5 separate regions of the Homo sapiens genome follow, and all the other regions are linked to region 1. The links are chromatin loops, found by intact Hi-C in ENCODE. Cell type or tissue: A673. All regions are shown on one strand.

Region 1 (5,000 bases):
CCTGGTGGAGACATCAAAACAGGAGGAGAGGAAAGAAGGGCACAGAGAGGGTACAGGGTAAGAGGGATTCCTTGGGGTGGGAGGGATTAGGTTGCTGTGGGGACAGCTAGAGGAAAGGGAGAGCCTATGGGAATGGGTGCAGGTCGAGTTAAGAGGTGAACTTGTTAACCTTGACTTTGCTTTTGGTGGGGGCTAGAATGCAGGTTTTCCTGCCCCAAATCTGCTCCCTAACCAAGCTCAGGGTCTGTAGAGAGGGTATAAGATTAAACCTTCACACTGCACACGTGCCAAACGAAAGGCTTTGAGGCTGTAGGCGCCTCACTCTCCCCCTTATCCTCATGAACACACCAGCGCTCATCTTCCAGTCAGTGTCTCTATGGGGATGATTTACCAAGACCACCTTTGCAGACCCAAGGGGATGAGGCTCTGCCCTTGCCCGCCAAAAGAGTGCCTGTGCATGTGTGAGCGGGCATGCGTGAGTGTGCAAGGATCATGCAATATGGATGTGCGTGAGTGTGGCACAGGTCGCCCGTAGGCATGCGTGTGCGTCGCATCCATATACAAAGCACCAGGAGATCCAGGCCGCCCCCAGCCTGCTCCGCTCTCAGTATTTCATCTTCCTCTACACCCAATGAGCCCCTTATATACTGTCACCAGTAGCCGGTGTTGTGGGGAGCAGGTTTATTCTTCCCCGTTGGTTGGGCCTTTTTCTGAGGCTCTTGCTACAACTTTTCAGGAAAAGTCGTTCCCCTCAGCTTTTCCTCCCCTGCTCCCGTTTCCTCCACATTCTTTCCCCAAGTATCAGAGAAAGATCCCGAAGGCCCCCAGCTCCTACAGCAGAAATGAATCTTGAACCCTGAGCTTGAACTCTGGCTGGGCTTTCTCTCAACCAAAATTACAGTGAAATCCAACCAAAGCCACATTCCCTTTCAGGAGAAAACCTCTTGCCACGCACACAGAAATTTCCCAACCACTCATTTGTAAGCTGCTTTTGGAAACCAATGAAAAAAGATAATTTAACTAGAAAAAAATGGAAAAGAAAAAATTAAAAGAGGAAACAGAAAACTTACAACATTCCAAATGCCCTGTTCCAACGCCATCCAAGCCAGGCATCTGGAGGAGGGAGGGACGTGGCGGGCAGCCCTTCACCTCCACCTCTTCCGGCTCCAGCCTCGCTGCCCAAGGCCCCCGGCCGAGCCAAAAGCCGCAGGAGCCCAAGCCGCACGCACAAATCAGACCCACAAACAACAAATCGCGTTTCGCAGGAAACAATTTTCAACTGGGAAAACGCAGTAAAGAGAACTCCCCCCATCTCCCCAGCCTTCCCTAGTCCCTGGCCCAAGATCGCCATTTTAGGCTTTTTGCAAGCCCCTGACCTGAGCTGGGGGACGTCAGCTCCCCAGGACACCAGCATTGAGAAAGCAAACCACAGCCAGCACGCGCCTGGGAGCAGCCACCCGTCCGGTGCAGCACACTGCGCCTGCAGGCGGCCCGCGGTGCGCACCGCCCCCGCCTTAGCACCCATGGCCGGGGCAGGGCCGACACCTCCACGTCGCCGCTTACCTTCCCCAGCTAAGTGACGCGCCACCAGCCTGGAGCTCAGCGGACGCTAGTCGAAAGCCAGGGTCGCATTCCCGAAATGGTCTGGGGCCTCCTGGGCCCAACCCTCTCCCCTGCCCCCCTCCCCGGCCGCGAAGACCAAGTGCCGGAACGTCCCAGTGGCGCCCGCGGCCCAGGCGGCCTTACCTTTCGCTTCGTTATCCGAGGTGTCTGGGCTGGAGTCGGCAGCTTTGGCCCTCTCCTTTTCGCTCTCCGAGGGGCTCCCTTTAGGGCCCGCCAGGCTCTGCTCCGTCTTGATTTCATTGGGGCTGGGGGTCTGGCTGTCGGACTTGGGGGTCTCAGGGAAACTCACTTTGCCCCCCAGCTGAGGCGATTCCAGATGTTCGGCGCGCGGGTTGAGACTGGCCCGCTGCTCGAAAGGGGCTTCGAAGTCGTTGGCCCCAGAACAGTGGGGCGTCTTGTCCAGCGCGGAGTAGCTCGGGCTGGCGCGGTAGTAGCTGGGCACGGGTACCTCGTGCTCCCCAAGGCAGGACTCCGGCAAGGGGTGGGAGTAGAGAGCTGCCTCGGGGCCACTTTTCGCCCGCTTCTCTGCGCTGTACATGCAGCAGACATTCTCCTCCTTGACACTAGGTGGGTAGGAGCAGGAGGACAGCGGCCTGCCAACAGGTTGTTCCAGGCGATAGGCGGCTTTGGGGTCGCCCCAGGAGTCCAGCTGCGAGAGGTAGGACGGATAGGTGTTGAGGGCGAGGCTGGGGCTGCTGCCCTCGTCCCTCTTGGAGAGCGAGGGCGCGAGCCCGCAGCCCCTCATCACCCCGCAATTGAAGTCACTCCCAGACTGCATATACATGCCTGCGCTCCGGCTATAGCGCTCTCCTCCGCCGGGCGCAGCCAAGGGCTCCGCGTACGAGTTCGGAGTTACATTGCGAGGGCATGTCATTTTCAGAGAGAGGGGTTTTTAAGGAGCAATACTACAGCGGAGGAGCTGACATCTTTTTTTTTCCCCATCCGGGAGGGGGGGCGCGGTTGGAGGGGAGGGAGGAAAAAGAAGGGGAGGGGGGGAAATATCAGCTCCGTAATTATCCGCGCATTCGGTTCTCACCATGTGACGGCTAGACCAATGGGATTTGAAAATGGCCTTGATGATTCAGACGGCCGTGACGTCAGCGGGGTCAAGTTGTCGGCAGGCGGAGCGCGCAGAGTGGAGTAACAGCGCCATCTAGCAGCTGCCTCGGGGTAGGGGCACCGGAGCCCTTCCCCGCGAACAAAGGAAGCGCCCCCCGGGCGGCAGGGGAGGTAGAGGGGTGGAGGGGGGTGGGGGTGGGGGTGGGGGTTCTAGGAAGAGTGGGGTTTGTTTATCCAGTAACCAGCCTGTAACTCCTGGGGAGAAGGGGGCGGAGAGGGGGGAAATGCGGGAGAGAGGGAGAGAGCGAGGCAACCCGGGGCTCAAAACAGTCAAATTCAAATTAAAAGGTCGAGACACGAATCAGGTACTTCTCCCCACTCTTCATCTCCCCTTTCCATATCCCCGGACCCGACTCCCACTTCTTACCTTGGGGATGGGAGTGGGGTGAGGTTTGTGGGGGGGGGGGTTTGGGGGGATCTGATGAGCAGAGAAAGGGGAAAAAAAGTTAAGGAATACCAAACAGGACTAAAGTTTCTGCTCTCCCGCCTCCTCTTTTCCCCGGGCTTGGCCCTCGGGGCTGGAAGCTTGGGGGCCGCGGCGCTGGAGTTGCAAGTTTCCTGTGGGGGTTGACTGGGAATCTCCAGCCTCTAGGGTGGGCCAGGGAGGGGGTCACGGTCACTTCATGGCTGCTCGGAAAAGGAGGTTCCGAATGGACGCGGGGTAGGGGAAAGAGGAAGCCAGAGACCAGAGGCACCCGATCCCCGACCCGAGAGCTGTGGCCTGGGCCTGGCAGGGTGGGCGGCTCCTGGGTCACCATCTCAGGGGCCCACAAGGCTTTGGCCTTGGAGCCGGTTCTGCTGCTTTACTTCAGGCCCTGGCGGTCCTCGCTTTCCGCTTGACCTTGCCCCCGCTAAAACAGGGAATATTCCGGGAAAGAAAGAGGGAACCTGCGGAGCCTCGGTCAGTTTGGAGGAGTCACGTATCACACGGGAAACCAGCACACAAGACGCAACAAAACCCGACCCAGAGAAGCGTCCTTTACAGAGCGCACGGGCTGGGAGCATGTTTGAAAGAAGACAGACCAGTCTATTTTTGTGGTTGTTTTTAAATAAAAGGAAGAAATAAGGGGAACCGTATGTTTCAAACAGTTATTTCCGTTTCTCCATCGCCTTCTTCCAAAGCGAACTAAACTCTCCACCCCTTCCTCAGGAAACGGAATCTGGAGAACAACTTGTCTTTCCTGTCGCCCCACATTTTTCCTTGGACAGAGCCTAGGGTTCAGACTTTCCGAAGGGCTGGAGTTTGGCGGGGAAAGGACTGGAGCCCAGCGCCCTGGAGTGGAGGAGTGAGGAGGCTAGACCGTTTCTAAGGAGGCCCAAGCCCGCTGCGGCTAGAAGACCGCAGAAAGAAATCCGCCGAATTTCCCCATCCAGGGGTGGAGAGAGAAGACGCAGGGGTTCCTGAACCTCCGGAAAACTGGAAGGAAATGTGGAGTGTATGATTTGCTTGCAGGACCGGCCAGGGGAGATTTGAAATGGTTTTGTGTTTTCATATGCAGGGTCACCGTGGCCTCAGCATGGGGGTTATCCAGGGCAAGGTTAGGCTGTTTAGGCCCCAGACTTGGGACAGTCCGGGCAGCAGTCAATCCAGGGAGCCATTTGTCCCACCGCCCATCCCGCGGGAAACGGGCGAGACTTTATGGCCACTCTGTTTGTATTATCTGCATTAGTCTTTCCCCACCAGTTTGATCGAAACCGTTCCCTTTTACGAGGACCCAACGAAAATTTCCCGTCATATTTATCAGCCAGGGATAAAAATTTAGTATGGGAACTGATATTTCCTCATTTATGGGACGATGAAATTAAATACCAAAGCAATTGAGAATTATATGGCTTTGGGGGTTCCCTCCCCCCTCTTTCACGTCTCCTTTATTTTCCTGCCTGGTGTGCTTTTCCCAGGAATTTAGCGTCCCAGTTCCCTACCCTTACCCCCCACTTTGGAGTCTGGTGGGTCCTTTTCCCCACGGCCAAGTGGCCCTTGGCCACCTCAGCCTTTTCTTTTTTTTTTTCTCTGGGTGTTAGTAGCTGGGGGCCAGGACAGTGCTACCCGAGCCTCTGCCCAGGCCAGCCAGGACAGGCTGGGATCAGAGAAAGGTTTCCAGGGAAGAGCCGCAAAGGGTTTGAGCCCAGCCTGGGAGGGGGTGAAGGAGTCGGCAGGAAAGGGTGAAGGAGATAAACTTCAGACAAGCCCCAAGGCGTAGCCTGGGGAACCAGCAGACAGGGAGCAGACCCATCGGCCTCAGGGGTCCCACCACCCA
Region 2 (5,000 bases), 220 kb before region 1:
GTGGAGGGCATCTTCCTCCCATCCCTGGTGGCCGTCCTTTCTTTTTCTTTTTCTTTCTTTCTCTTTTTTTTTTTTTTTTTTTGAGATGGAGTCTCGCACTGTCGCCCAGGCTGGAGTGCAGTGGCGCGATCTCGGCTCACTGCAAGCTCCGCCTCCCAGGTTCAGGTCATTCTCCTGCCTCAGCCTCCTGAGTAGCTGGGACTACAGGTGCCCGCCACCATGCCTGGCTAATTTTTTGTATTTTTTTAGTAGAGACGGGGTTTCACCATATTAGCCAAGATGGTCTCGATCTCCTGACCTCTTGATCCACCCACCTCAGCCTCCCAAAGTGCTGGGATTACAGGCGTGAGCCACCGCGCCCGGCCTGGCCCTCCTTTCTGTATGTCTCTAGGGGCATCCCAGATATTCCTCCATCTCCATGTCCTCCCCCTCCCCAGTATTTATCAGGCTAGGACACCGCTGGAAAGGAGGTGTCTTCTATTTTCTCTTGCTCCTTTCCCCTGAGCTAACCCTGCCCTGCATCCCTGCTAAGCCCTTCTTAGGATCTTCCCTTCATCTCTCTTCTTCCATTCATCCTTTCCTTAGAACACAGGCATTCTATGGCCAGGCGCAGTGGCTCACTACTGTAATCAATTCCAGCACTTTGGCAGGCCGATGCCGGCCGATCACTTGAGGTCAGGAGTTCGAGACTAGGCTGGCCAACATGGCAAAACCCTGTCTCTACTAAAAAACACAATAATTAGCTGGGCGTGGTGGCGCGCACCTGTAATCCAAGCTACTCGGGAGGCTGAGGCAGGAGAATCACTTGAACCCAGCAGGCGGAGGTTGCAGTGAGCCAAGATTGGGCCACTGCACTCCAGCCTGGGCAAAAAAGCGAGACTCCATCTGAAAAAAAAATTATTATATATATATATGTCAAATTCTCAAAATAACCATGAGGAACTATTATGTCCAATTTACAGAAGAGTAAACTGAGGCTGAGGAAGGTCAAATCATGCTAAATCATGTGCCCAAGATCACGCAGCCAGGAACTGGCAGAGGTGGGATTCAGTGGTCCTTTCGAGGTGGCCCATGCCTGGGGGAGTCGGCCCCCTCCCTCCCAGGCTCGATGTAAGGAGCCTGGAAGGGGCCCTTGTGGTGCCCAGGCAGCCCCCTCCTTCTGGCACCCAGCAGGGTTCAAAGGAGGGGCTGGGAAGCTGGGCGGGGGACCCCTGCCTCCACAAGCCTCCCCCAGCCTGGCCAGATGCCTTTGGGGCCTGGAGACAAGGGGCAGAGAATGGAGCTGCCATAAACAGTGTCCGGCTGCACCATGAGGCTGTAAAACCAGCCCAGCAGAGCTGGAATGTGGAGGGATCTAGGAAGGATTTTCCGGTGGGTCTGGCCTGATAGCATCTTTGGGGCCTGGGGTCAAAAGGGAGCCCACCTCCCTTCCCTCCCTCTTCCCAGCCATCCTGCTGCCCTCTCTTTTCCCCTTCCCCCACCTCCTTTGCTCCCACTTCTCCCCCCATCTTCCTCTGCTCTTCTAGAGACTTCTGTCATGTTTCTGTAGCTGTGTCTAAGTGTCTCCACCCCTACCTGGTCTCTCTTGGCCCCTTCCTCTCTGGGAGGTGGCGCAGCACCCACTTGAATCTGTTGGCTGCGTAACTTTGGGGCTCCTCTATCTTATTCCCCCTCATCTGTAAAATGAGGAATAATGCGGCACCTATCTCAGAGGCTAGATGAGGTAAGATCTGTAAAGCACTTAGGACAGTGCCTGAGTCATATTAAATGCGATCTAATTGTCTGTTAATGTAATAAATATTAGTGTGTCTGTTTATTCCGGTTTCTCTTCCCTGCAGAGAGATCTGGGTCAGCTGGTGGGCTTTCCTCTACTTATTCCTTTTCACAGCCTTCACTTAGGTCCAGGAGGCGGCTGGTGGTGCGACTCTAAGGACAGGATGAATGCTGGACATCCCACCTCCCACCAGGCCAGGCCCCCAAGTCTAGCTTTGCAGACCAGGCTGCCATCCCTTCTCTGGCCAGCAGAGGGAAGCAGATGCCCAGACTGTGACCTCCAGGAAGGGGTGTGCGCTCACCTGGCCCTGCTGAAGGCCGAGGAGGGCGATGGGAAGGGCCCAGTGGTTTTGTGTCTAGGTTAATTCCCAGATGCTTCGCTCCTGCTCCCGTGCTTCCGTGTGTGAGGATGAGGTGGGGAAGGGGTGTCTTGCCTTGTTACCCATGTTGTGACATGTACAGGGGCAGTTGTGTGTTTTAGAATGTACCAGGACCACCAAATCAGCGTCCTGTGGCCCCAAAGGACTCAGAGATTGTCTAATGGGCCAATCCCCTTATCTTCAGCTGGGGAGACCGAGCCCAGGGAGGGCAACGTGCTTGTTCAGGCTTGCACGGTGAGCTCATGGCCGAGCTTTCAGACGGTTACTGCACCATTCTTACTGGTGTGCATCTCTGAGTTGATGAGAAGTGGGTGTGTCTGCTGTACCACACAGAAACCCAGGTCTCAGAACAAGTGCCTGCTTCCCCCCACCTCCACTGCTGGGGCTAACTCCTGGAAGAGGCCTTGTCCTCCCCTTCTCTGGCTTCCCTGTCTCTGCACCAGCCTCTTCCTCATGGCCCAACTGACCAGCTGAATGAAGGATATTCACTACCTTCCCTAGAATCCAGGTGTCTGGAGATTGGGGCTCTTGTAATGATAGTGAAAGCTGCTGTGATTACTATTGTGGCCAACCTTTGTAGACCACATGTAGTCGTTGTCACGCATCAGATCATTTAATCACTTAATCCCGCATCGATCTTTCAAGGGAGGCACTCTAGCTATTCTCATTGTACCCATGAGGAAATTGAGGCACAGAAAGGTGGAGGACCTTGTCCAAGACTGCACAGCCAGCAGGCAACCAGGCCATCCCAACCCAGTGACGAGTACTAAGCAGGATGGATCCCATGTGATGGTGCTAGCCATACCCCCAGTAACCACCTCTGGCTGCTTGTGGAATGCTCAGCATGTGCCCAGCACTTCTCATTTGATCTTGGCTGCTCACAATAACCCTGTGGCATATGTTTTATCTCCACTTTGCAGATGAATGAACAGAAGCTCAGCTAGTAAGCAGAAGGACCAGGCCTCTATCAGAGCTCTGGGGGGCTCTATGTTAAACCCATGCACTTAATCATCCACTGGTCTGGTGCTCTGAAACTTTACATCACCTTAGGATTTGTCAAAATGTAGATTCTGACTCAGTAGGTCTGGCGGCAGGGCCTGAGATGCTGCATTTCCTTTTTCCTTTCCCTCTTTTTTTTCTTTTTTCTTTTTTCTTTCTTTCTTTTTTTTTTTTTTTTTTGAGACAGAGTCTCGCTCTGTCGCCCAGGCTGGAGTGCAGTGGCGTGACCTCAGCTCACTGCAACCTCCGCCTCCCGGGTTCAAGTGATTCTACTGCCTCAGCCTCCCGAGTAGCTGGGACTACAGGGGTGCGCCACCACCATTGAGGCACCTGGGAGCAGGCTGCACTCCTTTTGTTGGCCTCATCCTGTTTGTCTGGGGTTCTCCCTCCTTCCTCCCCACCTCCTCTGCTTCTTGCTGTCTCTACTCTCCCAGCCCTGGCATTTCATCTCATCTCTGTTCTCTGGTTGACTCTGTTCCCAGCCCTCCAGGACTCAGAGTCACAGGTGTGATTTTGAATGGTCATTGACCAGTTGCATGGCCAGCTCACTATCCCTTTCTCCAGCTCAATCCGACCTTCCCATGACCTGAGCCTGGCTTTCTTCAGCAGGAGACCTTTAGGACAGACAACACCCAGAGGCTGACAGAGGGGACCTCCCTGTCTGAGAGGTCCTAGAACAGGAAAGTGGGGCTCATCCAGGCTGTGGGAATGGACCTTCTGCAGGAGCCAGACTGGATGGGGGCCTCTAGAACCTCCCCCCTGCATTCAGTGGCAGCATTCAGATTAATCTCTCCCCTGGCCTTCAGCTGGGAGTGTAGTGGAGTGTTCACAACCCTTGGTCTTTTCATGCCGATGATACTGTCTGTCCTTCTGGGAGGTCTGCTGGCCTCACATTTACCTGGAGAACGAGCTGCTCGTCAAGTTGCTTACCAGGGCAACCACACCACAGAGCAGGCGTGCAGAGCTGGGTCCTGCAGCTCTCCTGGCCCCAGATGGGGCTCAGGTGGCTGAGGGAATGACGGTATCTCAGCTCTCAGCTGGGACTCAGACTGGAGAAAATAGGAGCAAGCAGCTCTCTTCCTAGCCTTTTCCTGGGTACTTTAGGAAAGTTCCTGCCCCCTGGGTGGAGACCCGATAGTTGTTCATCCCATAAATGCCTACTGAGCACTGCCTATGTGTGAGGTGCTCTGATGGCCATGAGAGCTTGAGCCCACCTCAGGTCTGGGTGACTGAAAGAGGAGGGCTCTGTCCATGGGCCAGAGTGGGAGGGAGGTCCCAGCAGCACCAGACAGAGAGGAAAGGCCAGACAGACCTTTTCTGGAGTCAGGAGCTGAGGAGGCATGGAGGAGGAGTGAGATGCCTCCCTGCCCTCTCTAACTAACCCCCTCCTGCACATGGGGGTTCTGGTCTGTAGATGGTGAGCTGGGCAGGTTGCTCTCTCTGCCTCTCCTGGCCTCATTTCTGTACTTTGAAATATGACAGCATGAGGCTAAGCCAGGAGTTCTCAGGAGATGACTTAGAAGCACCTGGGAGCATTACAATTCTGATTCCTCGACCCCTCTGATCTAACTGCTCTGAGGTCCTGGGGTCAGGACCTAGCATTTGGTCCCCTGAGCCCTGCCTGATTCTAATGGGCAGCCAGGTGATGGGTAGTGGAGGCAGAAGGCTGGCGGACCTCCTACAACCCCTCCAGAAGGCTAAGGGGGCACCCAGGGCCCTTCCTGCTCTGTCAGGCTGCAGTTTGGGGGAAGCCACTGTGCTTGAGTTTTTATAGTGCTAGGCACTGAGTGGCGTTCATTTAGACCCCAGACAGGCGCTTACTATCCCCACTGTGGGAAGGAAGCTGAA
Region 3 (5,000 bases), 220 kb after region 1:
AAGGAAATCCTATCCAGATGATCTAGCCCTGAATCAAGAACTCTAGATCAGAGAGGTGGGTGGGAAGATAGAACTCCTTTGTCTCTGATTTACAACCAAAATTGTCAGCAAGTAAAAATGCCTGGAATGAAACCACAACCTTGACTCATGTTAGTATGGTTATAAAAAGTACATACTGTTATTGCCATTTTGTGGGACTAACACAAATTAATAAATCAGAGCTCTAGGCTTGAATGCTAAGAAGCATTGGGGAAGATGTGCAGAGGCTGGAGACAGAGCAAAATATCTGTCAAATGGCATGCCAGGGATAGAATTATGTGCAAGAATTAGAGTTACGTGGAAAGAGGGGTGAAAGGAACCAGAATGTGTTGAGCTGCAAGCAAGGTTCATATGCTATTTCATTTAACCCCTATTTACTCCATGACAGAAGTATTATTCTTTGATCTTGAAGATGAAGAGAGGTTAAATAACTTTTTCAAGATCATATAGCCAGTAAAAAGAAGAGTTAGAATTTGAACATGGTTCTTCATGAAGTCAAAGCCCATGTTCTTCCTACTGTGGCACCCAGTCTCCACAAAGAACAAGGAGTCTAAGGGCATGGCTATTAAAAGAGGATTTGAACCAGTTCTTACCCTTATGCCCAGGTCATCCCCTGCCAATGTCTTCTCTTTCCTCCCACATAGACACTGATAGGCCAGAGCTGGAAGCAGAGAAATCATTAAATCTGAAAGTTCCATCTTAACCATTTCCTGCTAAAATTCTAATCCAATCAGGTGCCAAAATTCTCCAGACAATCTTTTTAGATGCCAAGAAAGGAGATTCCAAAGCATCCCTGTAACTATTCCAATAGTTCATAGACACAATTTTACATCTAATTATAATTCCTACTCCCACAACTTTAACCCATTGGCTTTTGCTTGATTTTTAGTGGAAAATACAGGATAAAAGATCTCTAGATGCCAAACATAAGTAACCCCTCTGAGACTTCTTCCATCACACTGTTCTTTCATCATATTCCAAATCTTGTCTACTCACTACCTCATTCTTGAGAGGAAAAAAACCATCTTCAGTGCAGGTTAGGAAGTGCTAGAGAAGGAAATGAAAGCTTGATTTTCACTGGCCAAAGGAAAATGGGGTGGTGGGAAGGGAAGCGGGTATTTTTTTTTTATGGTAGCCCAATGGCAGGAAAATGGTTGCAATTTCCCTGACAATCTACATACCTCCAGATTTGGCCTTCCCAAACCTCAGCAGTCACCTAAGGATTCCAGATGCTACCAGCACACACCGTTAGGAAACATCTGTCACGAAGAACAGCCCCAACTGGGACAAAGGAGAGTAGGAAGGCAGACGGTGCCAGTTTAATGAGGATGGTTTAACAAAACATCTTTTAAGCTTTCTAATTCACTTGGCCATTTGCTCCCCAGACTTGGCTGCCAATCAGAAGCAGACTGTGGGGGGATGCTTGCCAGAGAATGGCAATCCCTGATCCTTAACTCAGGAGAACCCAGTACCAGAAAAATGTCAGCTTGTCAGTCATTCTAAAATATGATTAACCCCATTCCAGAGCTAACAATTCATGGTGATACTGGGGAGAAGGACTTGAGCTACGTGAGGTTGCTCGGTCTGGTTTGGTTGTTCTTGACAGCCAGAGGCCTTACTTAGCAGAATATCAAAAACAGGTATTAGTGTGCCCCATGTCCATGTCTAGCTCTGAGCTCATGACAACTAGAGCATTTCTAATATTTATTAATCATTCATGGAAATAATCATAAAGACCAATGGATATCCGGCATCAACACTGATCTCTTAGCCTTTCTATTTTTAGATTGCCTCGTTCTTTTTTAAGGTTATTAAAGAATATGAACTTGAGATAAGAAATAATGAGTTTTCTCAACATGCTATCAGTATAGGAAAATCCATGAAGAAGATAAATTACTTTTCCATTTCAGTTTCCAAGGGAAGAAAGCCCCAGATATGGCCAAAGACAAGGGGATTGGCAAAGCAGCCTCAAAGCATCCTTATTTTATTCGGGGGCGTTGCATGAAAATTTGGATTAAACCTAAGGAATCTCAGCTGAAATCACTGGTTTCAGATATATATTTTCCAAGGCCTGAATTCAACCTAGCTGACATGCCATTTTTCCCACCAGAACTCTATCTAGTAGATTCCTACAGTTGGCAAAGACTGCATCCCAGCCTCCTGCTATACTCCCTGATCCACCCTCCTGGCCTTTAACGTTGGTAACTCTAAACAATGAGATCCTCACAGATCTCACTCAGATTCACCCCAGCAACCATCAGAGAGTGCTGCCCTTCTTTTTTTTTTTTTTTTTTTTTTTGAGACGGAGTCTCGCTCTGTCGCCCAGGCCGGACTGCGGACTGCAGTGGCGCAATCTCGGCTCACTGCAAGCTCTGCTTCCCGGGTTCACGCCATTCTCCTGCCTCAGCCTCCCGAGTAGCTGGGACTACAGGCGCCCGCCACCGCGCCCGGCTAATTTTTTGTATTTTTAGTAGAGACGGGGTTTCACCTTGTTAGCCAGGATGGTCTCGATCTTCTGACCTCATGATCCACCCGCCTCGGCCTCCCAAAGTGCTGGGATTACAGGCGTGAGCCACCACGCCCGGCCGAGTGCTGCCCTTCTTTAAAGCAGGCTACAGCCCTAAATCACATTCACCATGATTGCTGCATTGCAGCAGATAACTGAAGTGTGAGTGCCCTCTACCCTCCTTCTGGAAAATGACACGTTCTTCAAGGATTGAAAGCAACACACACACACACACACACACACACACACACACACACCCTACACCTTCTCCCTACCAGACCTGCAGTTTTCTGCTCTCTGTTAAATCCAAACTTTTAAGATTGTATTTCCAGATCTTTCTTTTCATTGTTCCCCTAACCGTTACTCTTATTATTAACCTTTTCTGTGGCTCTTTGCTTGAACAGGACCAATCTTTCCCCATATACGAACATCTTGCTATCATCACCTCAACCATCACATGGACAGTCCCTCTCTGCCTAGAACACCCTTTTTCCAAACTGTTCAACAAGACTCTCCTTCAGGAAGCATATCTAACCACACCTACAGATATCTGACCTCTCTGCTATGCCCTCTTTGCCTGCTCTCGTCCCCTCATTACTGTCCAGAGTTCTGTCCATTTGCTCCTAACTTGTTTCCTTGCTGCACTGCCAGTGTCTGTGCCTTGATTATGTGTCCAGCCTTCTCCATCAGACTGACCTCCTCTGCTCCCCGTTCCTTTGGATTGGTTGGCAGTGAATATGGGTCTCTTGCACAGGAGGTTTTAGGACAGAATGGCATAACTCACTGGCCTAGAACTTTGCACTGGGAAGACGCCTGGTTAGAGAAGAGGGTAGCAGTGGTAGATGGTTAGGTGCAGCGAAGTAGCACAGCTCTTGCCTGATGACACTTTCAGCTTGCCTCTTCTTCCCCAGCTGAAGCCTGAGGTATAGAGTTAACTGGCCACAGCCAAGGAAGCACCCCATGATCTACAGCCCAATGTGGTGACAACAGAGATAATGAAACAAGAATGCAGGTCCAAGTCTCTTCCACACCACAAAGTGAAAATGCAAAGGAAGTAACCCAAACTGGCTGGGACTAAGGACGTTATCTGTGACACTATTGGCTCCAGTGTCATCCCCTTGAAGTCCAATGACCAAATTGACAAACAATACAGTTTTATTACTTTCATTGCTTTAGTTAATTGTGAAAATAAGTCACCTAATACTTTGGCTTTAGGCAACCTGGTGTGATACTCAAACTGCAATAAAGAAATCTCAGCTTAGACTGCAGAAAGGAGGGGTGCTCCAATGATCAAATGGTTGAATATTGTTTAGAATAGGACTTTCATTTGTTTTGGGAGGATGGGGAAGTGTCCATGAAGTACTTTTATATTGTAAGCTCCTAGGAAAGAGAATTTTCTCTGTTTACTACCATTTGTCCTGTACTGTCTATAAATAAGTTCACAGATGCATTCTGTTTAGTTTGGATTGGGTCTACAGTGAGAAATTGGATGACCTCTATATGGTTTGATGTTTCCCTCAAGTGAATACCACTGAAAGTTTCTAAGTGACAAAGGCTGGATTCAAACTACTGAAAATCAGATTTCAACTAAGTGTAAGTGAATACAAAGACAAATTCCAAATTAGAAAATTCAAGCACCAAAATGATTCCTTTTGCAAAGGAATTCGAGCAAAAGCAATGTCTTTTTTCCCTAAATTATTACCACCACAACGACCACCAAATCACCACACACTCACACACAATGCAAGACAAATGGTGGCAAATAAAGAATTCCCCTCTTTGGGAGCTTACATTTAAGAGATTTTGTGGCTACTTCCCCACTCCTCAAAATAAGTAAAAGATATGTAAACCATGGACTGAAACGTATAATCCTCAATCAGAAATACACAGAAAAGTGTTTATATCAGAGGCAAGGGCATGCCAAGATCCCAGATGACATCATAGTTGACAGAAGATATGAGTGGGAAGGGCTTCATTTTCCAGTGTTGGCAAGATTAGGGAGTATCTTCCCTGCACCTCAGGTCAGTCTGAGAAACCTTCGTGGAAGAGGGGGTAATTGCTCCATATGGGGATTTGGTTTCCCTGGGAAACATCAGTTCAGTCTACATCTTCATGGTGGTGAGAAGCTTTGCTATGAGCCAATAAATCAAACCTCACTTAGGCCTTCCTTCCATGCCTCCCATCAAAAACAAAAATAAATAAATAAATAAACTCTACATATGCTTTGAACCAGTAAATCCAGTTCGCTTAACTGCACTTATCCAGTTAAATGTTTACTACAGATTCTAATACAAATCTAAATACCAAAATATAATAATAATAATTCTCAGTCTTGGTCTGTGCTGAAAAGGAAAATAGAAAGAAACAATTTCAGTACCAATGAATGTGTTACTTCTCCGTAGGGAAAGAGAAGTAAAGCTGAGATGGCTTCCCTAAAAGGTTGGAAAGAAAGCTA
Region 4 (5,000 bases), 230 kb before region 1:
AAATGCTTTTCAGATGAATGACAATGTGGCAGTGTCCTGTTCAGAAGCTTGGGCAGGGAAGAGATGACTCGGGTGAGTTGAGCAGGACACCCCTCCTCCCAAAGCAAGAGGGTGCCAAGAGGCGGCTCAACTCCCTACCAGGGAAACTGAGGCCATCTGTGGGACTTACATATTGATACAGCAGGGGAGGTTCTGAAGTGACAGGGGCAATTAGAAGGGAGGGGTTAGCCAATCAGAAAGCTGTCATGGATTGATCTGACGTCGGAAGGCGGGAAAAACGGAAGATCCAGGCCCCTAAAGGAAAGCTTTGTTAGAACGGGAAAATGGGATGTGAGCGTGGAAAAGGGGCTGGAGATTTGGATTGTTTAGCTCAGAGAAGGAAAGTTAAGGCAGCCCCTTTCTCCTGTGAGGTCAGAAGTTGTTAGGTTTAGCTGAAGCTGCAGCAGGAGGAAGGGTGGTCAGACACCAGGAAGGACTTCCCCGTTGGAGTCAGACGTGGTGGCAGAGGGTGAAGGGGTGATGACGTCGTTCCCGGGGTGGGAGGTGAGTTATCTGAAACCCTCTTATAATGGGAACCCGTCAGGGGTGGTGGGGGCGGGAGATACAGTTAAGGGTTAGATGCAGTAGGTGGAAGCTTAGGTGAAGTCGGCTGCCCTTCCCCCACGGAAGCGGCTGCAGGGCCCGAGAGGTGGGAGGTTCCTGACCAGGTGCTCTCACGCTCACTGCCCACCTGGATGGACACCTGGGTGGTCCCGCCACACACCCCCACTCAGGGCTTGCAGGAAGTCCTTCCCCAGCCGGATGGGGCGAGGTGTGTTTGGATGAACCGTAGCCTCGGGTTGCACCCGGGTGGCGCAGACCTCCTCGAAGACCCTCACGTGGGCTCCCGTGGCAACTCGCCAGTCCCATCCCCTAGCTTTGGCGCATTCAGGGCCGCTCCTGAAATGTCCTCCCTGCAACCCTAGAAAAGGCTCCTCTGGGAAGCTTGCCCTGTTCTCGCCAGCCTGGTCAGAAATCCTATGGCTCTTCTACTTTGTTTCTCTGGGTGACCTGGGTGAGCAGGAACCACACCTTGATTAGCACATAGTAGGGACACCAAATAAAGTTTTGGGTGGAGGCCTGGCTTTAAATCATGCACTGTCCTAGCTGTGTGACCTCGGTTTGAAGCCCCATGTCCTGATCCGTGAAATGGGTACTTCTGTCTTGCTCACTTCTTAGGCTTTTTTTTTTTTTTTTTTTTTTTGAGACAGAGTTTTGCTCTTGTCGTCCAGGCTGGAGTGCAATGGCACGGTCTCGGCTCACTGCAACCTCTGCCTCCCAGGTTCAAGCGATCCTCCTGCCTCAGCCTCCCAAGTAACTGGGATTACAGGTGCGTGCCACCACGCGCAGCCAATTTTTTTATTTTTAGTAGAGACAGGGGTTTCACCATGTTGGCCAGGCTGGTCTCAAACTCCTGACCTCAGGTAATCTACCCGCACCGGGCTCCCAAAATGGTGGGATTACAGGCGTGAGCCACCGTGCCTGGCCTTCTTACGCTATTTAAAGGACTATGTGCCTGAAATAACCAAAGGGAAAGCATTTTGTTTTATGCAAATGCAGGCTGTGGGAGTCCAAGCCATGCAGACACCCGTGTGCACAGGGGTGGGTACACCCACATTCACACAGGTTGAATCTCTTGGAGGGGCTAGGTCCGCGTCTTTGGAGGCAATCAAGCAAAAGCTGGAGATGGTAGGCGGGGGGGCCAGCTAGGGAGAGCTAGCTGTCAGATGCCAGAGAGGGAACCCAAGAATGCGAGGGGTGGTCCCCAGAACTGGCTATCCTAGACCCAGGATCCGATTCTCCAGGGCGGGATCCCAGTTCCCTGGAGGATTCTGGGTACAGGCCAGTGGGCCTGGACCCTGGCGCAGAAACACGGGACCGAAGACCCCGCTGTGGGAGCCCCGAGTCGGGGCTGCCCGGCAGAGGGCGCCCAGGCTGGCTCGGGCACAGCGCTATAGCCATCTTCGGGTGCGGCCCGCCTCCTATTGCGCCCTCTGCTGGCCAACAAGGACACTATCGCGCTGCCTGTCTTCAGTGCCCACAAAATGGGCGGGGTTCTGCTAATTCAGGGGCTGTTGGCCACGCCTCTTCTGCTGAAGCCTCCTGCATCCTGGACGCCAGAACTCCCAGCCAGGCCTGGCTCTAACTCCTCCACCCTTCAACTCCTTGTGGAGAAGGGAGCTCCTCTCCATCCTTCAAAAGGTGAATCCAAGTACCAGGTTGCCTGCCCAGCTCCACACTCACGCTCGACCGGGGAGGGTGATGAGAAGAATCCCCAGCAGCGTCACGCTTAGGGTATCTTTATATCCAGATTATGGAGGTTTAAAATTCAACCTGCCTGCTCCCAGCTGCCTGGCCACTGCCTGGTCCCAGCCTGTCAGTCCTTCAGGATGTCTTAGCTTGGGCATGTTCCAGCCTTCTCATTGGACCCCCTGCCTACTGTCTCTCCTCTCCACTTACCAAAATTATCTTTCTAAAACACAAATTGGCCGGGCGCGGTGGTTCACGCCTGTAATCCCAGCACTCTGGGAGGCCGAAGTGGGTGGATCACTTGAGGTCAGGAGTACGAGACCAGCCTGTCAACATGGCAAAACCCCGTCTCTATTAAAAATACAAAAATTAGCCTGGTGTGGTGGCGTGCCCCTGTAATCCCAGCTACTCGGGAGGCTGAGGCAGGAGAATCGCTTGAACCCGAGAGGCAGAGGTTGCAGTGAGCCGAGATGGCACCATTGCACTCCAGCCTGGGTGACAGAGCCAGACTCTGTCTGAAACAAAACAAAACGAAAGCAATAACAAAAAACACAAATCAGTGTAGGTCACTCTTTTACTTTAATCTCCAGTAGATCCCCATTGCCTAGGAGAAAAGGTCCAGACTCCTTCTTAGCCCATCTCCATCTTTTATGTTTGGCCAAATCTAAGCCTCTGATCTCATCAGATCACTTCTTTGCCTACTCGAAATTCTCCAAACACATCCTGCTCTTTCTTTGTTTCTTTTTTTGACAGGGTCTTGATCTGTCACTCAGGCTGGAGTGCAGTGGTGCGATCTCAGCTCACTTGCAGCCTCAGCCTCTGGGTCTCAAGCCATCCTCCTGCCTCAGCCTTCCTAGCAGCTGGGACTACATACGTGCTCCACTGTGCCCAGCTAATCACATCCTGGATTTTGATCTCTATTTGGTAAATTTCTACTCATTCCTCAAGGCCTAGTTCAAATATCCCCTTGCTGGGCATTCTTTTCTCTAACACCCCCAGGAAGCATGTTTCTGTGCCCCCATGGACTTTGTACTCGCCTCCTTTTTATGGCATTTATCCTGGGGCATTATCTATTCACAAATCGGTTCCCCCCAGCTCCACTAGAACTTGAGCATCACTAGGTCCGAGTCTGATTCTTATCCATCCTAGTACATACTGGGAATCCAATCTAGAGCTGCTTGGCCAAGGACCCACTGGTGCCTCAGCCCCAGATTGGGAGAAGTCGTGTCTCATGTCTGCCCCGGGCCTAGAACATGGCAGAGATGCCTCTGCCTGTTCACAAACTGACTAGACAAGCCAGTTTTCTCATTCCCTCACTCCTGGGGTGAGCCTCTGCTTCCCTCCTCACTTCCTAGGAGATCAGTCATCCTTTCTTTCTCCTTGCTATTTGCTCCCTTCCCTGCTAGGGGGCAGGTACTCCAGAGCCTCTGGGTTCTGGGGACCTAAATTGAAGTCTGATTCAGAGGTTTATTTCTTAAGAGCTCAGAAACTGATGGTAGGGGAGACTTCTCCCCTCTGCAGAGTCCCAAAGATTCCCCACTGATTCTTGGGCCCTACTCCAAGTCAGCCTCCCCACCCCAGAATTTACCTAGTCCTTGCTTGTCTAGCCTGGGGCTTGGGGGCAAAATCATAAATTTGGGAGACAAGAGGCGAGATAAAGATCATTTGTTGAAAATGGTGTCATCAATCATTTGCTGGAGAGAATACATCTAAGAATTCCCCAAACCTGGGTGCTCAGATGCACCCCCTCAAGCTCCCTGTTATGCTCCCCTATCCCAATGTCCCTGGCCTCCCTGGTCAGCTCTTTTCCTGGGCTTGAGGTTACCTGGTCATTTTTGTTTCATTCTTTCCGGTCTGCATTCTCAGAAAGCCCTCGGGCCCTTTCCTACCTTGGGAGGGTCTCAGGATGGAGAATTTCATCCCCCATCCTTCCCAGCCCACACTAATGATCATATTTCTGAAACAGCCTGGAGGGGAGATTCCTAAACTCCTAGTTGTAGAGTTTCAGGCTGAGGATGAACAGATAAATAATGGCTTGCCAAATTAATTAATTATTTTATTAGCCTGAGTAATTATTAATCAGGTCATTAATCACCCAGTTGTGCACTATGAATAGTAATTATGTGGTTGGGGGTGGGGGACGACAGTGGTGGAGCAACTTATGGTTTTAAGGTCTGGCAATATATGGACCTTCTCTTGGTCCTAGGAAGATTTCAGAGGATTTATGGGCTCCATCTCTCCCCTCACCCTCACACCCATGCTTAGAGATTAGGAACAGAATGGGATCTACCTGGATCCTTTTGCAAAGGCAGACATCAATTTCATCCTTCCCCTCTTGACTTCCAGAGTTCAGAAGGATGGAGAACATGGAGGCAGAGACATGTACATGGAGATGAAAGTGAAGAGAACGTGCTCTTGTGAGTGTGTGTGCGAGTGTGTGTATGTGTGCGTGTGTGTATGTGTGTGTGAGCGTGTGGTGTGTGTGTGAGTGTGAGTGTGTGAGTGTATGGTGTGTGTGAATATGTGTGAGTGTGTGAATGTGTGTGCGTGTGTGGTGTGAGTGTATGTGAGTGTATGAATGTGTGTGAGTGTGCGAGTGTGTGAGTGCCTGAATGTGTGTGAGTGTGTGTGTCAATGTGTGTGAGTGTGCATGTGTGTGTACCAGGGTGAGACTGAGACAGAAGCAATTCCTAAATGTGCCAGACGTCTCC
Region 5 (5,000 bases), 280 kb after region 1:
TCCCTGTTTCTTTCATTTCTCAACTCCCTCTTTGCCTTTCCTCCTTTCTAAAACTATGTAAATCTTTCGAATTATAAGAAACATGGTATTATGGAAATCACCCAGGCTTTATGTCCCTATATAAACTTCATCTATCTTAAGCCCTCTTTGCAAACTGTGGCTAACACCTGCCTGTTATTGAGAAGATTGAATGAGATCAGATGTGTAAAATGCCTTGTACAAAGCCTGGCACATGGTAGGTACTTGGTAATCTTGAGTTTCCCACTTTTCCTCTTACCTCTGCATATTTGGAGAAGTAGGGAAAGAACCAGGAAAGCCCGGTTCATATGTATGGGCTCACAGAACCTCAAAACCAAAAATGCTCTTAGAGATATATTTCCAGTTACTCATTCAGTAAAGAAATTCCCTGGACCACATCTCTCGTTGGTAGTCATCCAACCTCTGCTTAAACATCTCCAGGGGCCATTCATTGGTTCACTTAATAAGAACAAGGCACTGTGGGAGCCACAAAGAAGGGCTGACACAGATCTTGCTGTTAAGGAGCTTATATATTAGCAAAAAGACAATACAGAGAAATAACCGTAATATAAGGTAAAAGCGATATGTGTCAAATGAGATGCCATGACAGAGAACTAACAACCTTGCAAGTTATTTCATGCTCAAAAAAGGGTAGCTCTAATATTAAAATTCCTCCCAAATCTCAGACCTCAGTTTTCCCTTGCATTTCATGGAACATGGAACAAGATCCTTCCATACTAGGTCATGGGTCATCCTTAAGGAGGACCTGCAATAGCCTTAAAACTCCAGGAGGGAGGCAGGGCGCAATGGCTTACACCTGTAATCCCAGCACTTTGGGAGGCCAAGGCAGGTGGGTCACTTGAGGTCAGGAGTTCGAGACCAGCCTAGGCAACATGGTGAAACCCCATCTCTACCACAGATATAAAAATTAGCCAGGCATGGTGGTGCATGTCTGTAGTCCCAGCTACTTAGGAGGCTTGAGGCAGGAGGATCACTTAAAACCTGGAAGGTCGAGGCTGCAGTGAGCCCTGATCATGCCACTGCACTCTAGCCTGAAAGAGACTCTGTCTTAAAACAAACAAAAACAACTCCAGGAGGAGGGTGTGGAAATGGACATGGAACAGGTGTGGAGAGAACTGGGACTGGCTGCAAGATCCTCCAGCCTCTTCTGTACCACCAAATGATTTCTGGGAGTCCCTAAATGACAGCCTCAGCCTCTACCTACTACCAGCAACTCCTGTCCCCCTAGAAAGCCATGCACATCCCTACTCCCAGGATTTATCCTAATGGTTTTGTCTGTGCTTTTCTCTCCCTCTTCTCCCCATCCCTATCACCTTTTCATCATCTTTTATCAGTATCTCTACAATTTTCTTTGTATCTGTCTCCGCTTCAGTCTGTGCCTCTCATCATTTTGATTTTTTGTTTCTATTATTCTTGGAGTCTTTCTGCTTCTATCTCTGACTCTCTTTCTCTTACTCTCACCATCCTTGATTTCTTGATAGGTTTCCATTTTTCTGTCTCTGGCCTCGTTTTCTCCCCAGCTGCCGCAAAGCCATAAACCTAGCTGGCCCTGCAGCAGGCAGCCGCCAATCAGTGGGCTCCAGGAGTTGAGGGGAGGGGGTCAACAGAGAGATGGGGGGATGGAAAAGCTGAGGCACTGTTGCTATAGCAGGGGAGAGACGAGGTGCAGAAAAGAGATGTCCCTCCCAAAAGGCAGACACAGCTACCTCCACAGACAGTGTCTGGACTCCTTTCCTACAGATAGCAAATGACTGGCCCCCACTTACTGTTGTGAGGCAGGGTACCTGGATCCCTCCCCTGTATTACCCAAACCATGATTTCTCCTCTGAAACCCCTGGCCACAGATCACTAGAGATTTGCCTCCTCCTGCATTCTTAGGCCCTCCCAAGATGAGGGAGCTACAGGGCCTTGAGGGTCCGAAGATCCTGAGACAGATGCTTACATGGACGTTGAGACAGGAAAGAATGGTCAAGACAGGTACAGTGGCAGATGCTGAGATGAGTTGGAGGAAGCACTGAGAGGAGGGAGAGTCCTCCCCAGCCAAGGCTGATCCAGAAGCTTGGGTGTTCCAGGCTTCTTAGCTCCCTGGCCATTCCTGAAGCAGAACTGGCTGCCAGAATCCCTGATCTCTGGTCTAGGTTGGGGTTCAGCAGCTTAGGGTGTTACTTACTGGGCTACTACTACCCAGCTTGTCGTAAGAAACCTACTGGCTCTGTGGGGATAGGAGGAGATAGGAGGGAAAGGCGGGGAAGGCAAGGGATTAATGTAAGATTTTAGAAGAACACAGGAAGAGGAACATTTCCATCCTGTTGGGCCAGGAGACAAACCCAGAAAGTGGTAATTCCTGGTGTGCCGGCGACCCCTGCTGGCTGCACACACCACCGCCTGGGAGATGGGAAGGTGTAGCCAGCCTGTGTGAGTCCAAATGCGTGTTGGATGTGACACTGCACACAACAATGACGGTGCCCATGATTACGTGTGGGCACTCCTGGGTGAAGGCAGTAATGTGACTGAACACAGAAGCCCCAAAGGTCAGGTTCAGAACTTCTGGCTCCCCTCTGGGACTCTGGGTGTCTAGGAAGGATCATTGAGCCCAGCATGTCTCCTGACCAGTGTCACATCAGTAGCAGCATAGATCCACTCAGTGAGGCACTGCTGAGGTCAAAGTAAATGTAACCAGTCCAGGTGTAGGGGAAAGAGTGCAGACTTTGGAATTACACTTACCTGGGTTGAAATCTTGATCCTGTGATTACTAACTGTATGACCTAGAGCAAGTTCCTGAACTTCTTTGAGCCCAATTTCCTCATCTGTAAGAGCATAATAATACCTATCTTAGAGGGTTATTGTGAGTGTTTAGCACAGTGCCTAGCAATAATAAGCATTTAATAGATGCTAATTTTCTGCCTCCCTCTTCCTTTATCAACCTCCCACCCTCAAGGTCAGGCAGGGATTTCAAAAGGCAAATAAACTGGGGATAATGTTGACAATGATGATGGTGGTGGTTTATATTTACACCACTCATGCAAATCATTTTAAACATATTTTTAACACACGGCTTTTTTCCTTTTTATTAGCCAAGCACATCATGATCATGTTTTATTGGGATGGAAATATCCTGATGTTATGGCAGGTATCTAGAAAGATGGCCTTATGAAGTGATAACAAGGCATGACAAATCTTTCTTTCTTGTGATACATTTTCATTACTCAGGTTAATCAGGAATTACCCATTAGAACAAGGGTTTAAGATAAGTACATGACAGTCATCTGTGGAGATCAAAATCTCCTGATTTTCCCAATGGGTATCTAATTGTTATTGCTAATGTAGAGGGACAATTAATGCTTAGATTGAACTGGTATTCAAACATTAGAATAACTCAAGGAGATATGACAGGTAGTTAGAAATAGTATATTCTGAAATTTAAAAGAAAACAGATTTCAATTGCACCAAAGAATATTTTAATCCCTGCAGCTGTCCATCGATAGGGGCAGACTGCTTATTAAGAGCTCCATTTTAGCAGGAGTACTGAAGCTGAAGCTGGCTGGCTCCCCAGCAGGCTGACTGTGAAAGAGATTCAGGCTGCAGAGGGAGATTGGATAAGAGGCCTTCTGAGCTTCCTCCACAAACACACTCAAGTGCATGATGAATACTTAGCTCGGTAGAAGTGTCGCTCCAAACGGCATTACTGCCATACCCATAGTAACTGTTTGTCACCATGAGTCGGGGTAAGGGCGTAGTAATAATAACAATGGTGTTCTTTTCCTCTCTGAGATTTTGTTCTCCCAAAAGAGAGGAAAGAGTCCAGAATCATTCCCCCACTAACCATCCCCACGTTTTTCTTGATTTTGTCTGATTCATCTTTGTCTTGGCTTCATAGTATCCATCTTCAAGTATTTTAAAGAAAACCTTACTTAAGGAAAGAGCTTTTTTTATCCTTTAGTTTCCTGCCTATAGGAGGTGGGCAGGCAATGAGGATGGGAAGAGGGAACAAACATTTGCTGAGTTCCTATTAAGTGTAGACTTTGTAATTTTTGCATTTGATTAAGAGAGGTGTGTATGTGCTTTCATGCAAGTAAGTGTATGTATGTATATGTATTCCTGCAAGTGTATGTATATATTGTTTTGTATCTGTGGATGTAAATGTGGATGAATCTGAAGGAATTCTCTGCTGTTCAAGCCTCTCTGAACAAGGGTCTGGGGTCTTGGTGTCTAGCTTAGTACAGGGAAATCTGTATGCAGCTCCTCTGAGGATTTCAATATCTTCTGTGTGTACAGACTACCCGGGAGTTAGTTCTTCTGGCTCCAGGATCTTTGTGCAGGATCCCAGGTTTGTCTGTCCCCATCCTGCACACAAGTGTGTTGACATATCAAGACTCCTCCACCTCCTTGCTTTCCTGTGTGCATCACAGTGTGTGCAGATCCATTTGTCCAACCAGCCCCACGTGAAGCCATGTGTGTCCAGCAGTCCCTCCTCCCAAGGAGGACTCTGTGAAGAGTCCTTGGCACCCTCCCCTCCTGGCCACCCCCACTCCCCACTTTCCATGCCAGGAGAGATCTAATTACACAGAAATTAGTACAGAAAAGGATCGTTTCCTTTTATTGCATCAGTACCGGGGCAGCTATAAATCTGGAGCCACCGCTGCAGCCGCCTCTGGGCACTGTGCAGGCTATGGGGGGCTCTCACCTCCACACCTTCCTTTTCTCCTGGGCCTCTACCCCTGCCCAGGACCTGAGAACTCTATTAGGTACCCATCTCAGTAGGGGAAGTGGAGAAAGGGGAGGGTGGGGTCAATCAAAAGAAGACACATAGTAGATGCTTAATAAATGTTCACTAAATGATTAGGGAGAGGTAGATCCCAGCAATGATAGTAACTACCCGACTACCTAGACCCAATCACCACGAGATAAATATTTCTAGTAAAATTTCTCTCAAAATTCTTAAGCTCTTACCAGACAGACTT

Evidence for each region. Hi-C counts contacts between places; a loop is a spot of excess contacts. Peaks named below come from ENCODE experiments on the same cell type or tissue, not always from the same donor. Only the 100,000 strongest peaks of a DNase experiment are listed, where the experiment ranks them.
Region 2: it touches region 1 in a loop (5-fold over the local background); 21 of 110 quality-filtered maps call a loop at or near these places.
Region 3: it touches region 1 in a loop (4-fold over the local background); 23 of 110 quality-filtered maps call a loop at or near these places.
Region 4: a loop joins it to region 1, with 8 times the contacts of the local background. A loop is called at or near these places in 21 of 110 quality-filtered maps.
Region 5: a loop joins it to region 1, with 4 times the contacts of the local background. A loop is called at or near these places in 8 of 110 quality-filtered maps.

The regions. Positions count from the first base shown.
Region 1 is chr12:53,982,757-53,987,756 of GRCh38, reverse strand. HOXC10 (homeobox C10) reads right to left here and starts at 2,611. Exons shown (of 2, transcript NM_017409.4): 1 at 1,747-2,611. The coding sequence starts at 2,497. It overlaps HOXC-AS3 (HOXC cluster antisense RNA 3), which reads left to right and starts at 2,238. Exons shown (of 3, transcript NR_047506.1): 1 at 2,238-2,281; 2 at 2,674-2,793; 3 at 3,603-3,806. RefSeq lists a silencer at 1,413-1,462 and an enhancer at 947-1,827. In A673, a CTCF peak has its summit at 2,735; DNase peaks (open chromatin) are centred at 1,476, 2,136 and 2,716; H3K4me3 peaks cover 2,554 bases; H3K27ac peaks cover 3,852 bases.
Region 2 is chr12:54,205,001-54,210,000 of GRCh38, reverse strand. No RefSeq gene overlaps it. Among named protein-coding and RNA genes, the nearest start is that of SMUG1, 19 kb to the right of the region's middle. In A673, a CTCF peak has its summit at 2,024 (motif pointing right); a DNase peak (open chromatin) is centred at 2,020.
Region 3 is chr12:53,765,597-53,770,596 of GRCh38, reverse strand. All of the region lies in intron 1 of LOC105378250 (a long non-coding RNA gene), which reads right to left. Among named protein-coding and RNA genes, the nearest start is that of CISTR, 16 kb to the right of the region's middle. In A673, a CTCF peak has its summit at 2,723; a DNase peak (open chromatin) is centred at 2,716.
Region 4 is chr12:54,211,915-54,216,914 of GRCh38, reverse strand. No RefSeq gene overlaps it. Among named protein-coding and RNA genes, the nearest start is that of MIR3198-2, 17 kb to the left of the region's middle. RefSeq lists a silencer at 730-915. In A673, a CTCF peak has its summit at 1,988 (motif pointing left); DNase peaks (open chromatin) are centred at 254 and 2,044; H3K4me3 peaks cover 609 bases; H3K27ac peaks cover 178 bases.
Region 5 is chr12:53,699,368-53,704,367 of GRCh38, reverse strand. No RefSeq gene overlaps it. Among named protein-coding and RNA genes, the nearest start is that of CALCOCO1, 26 kb to the left of the region's middle. RefSeq lists an enhancer at 2,289-2,583. In A673, a CTCF peak has its summit at 2,411 (motif pointing left); a DNase peak (open chromatin) is centred at 2,377.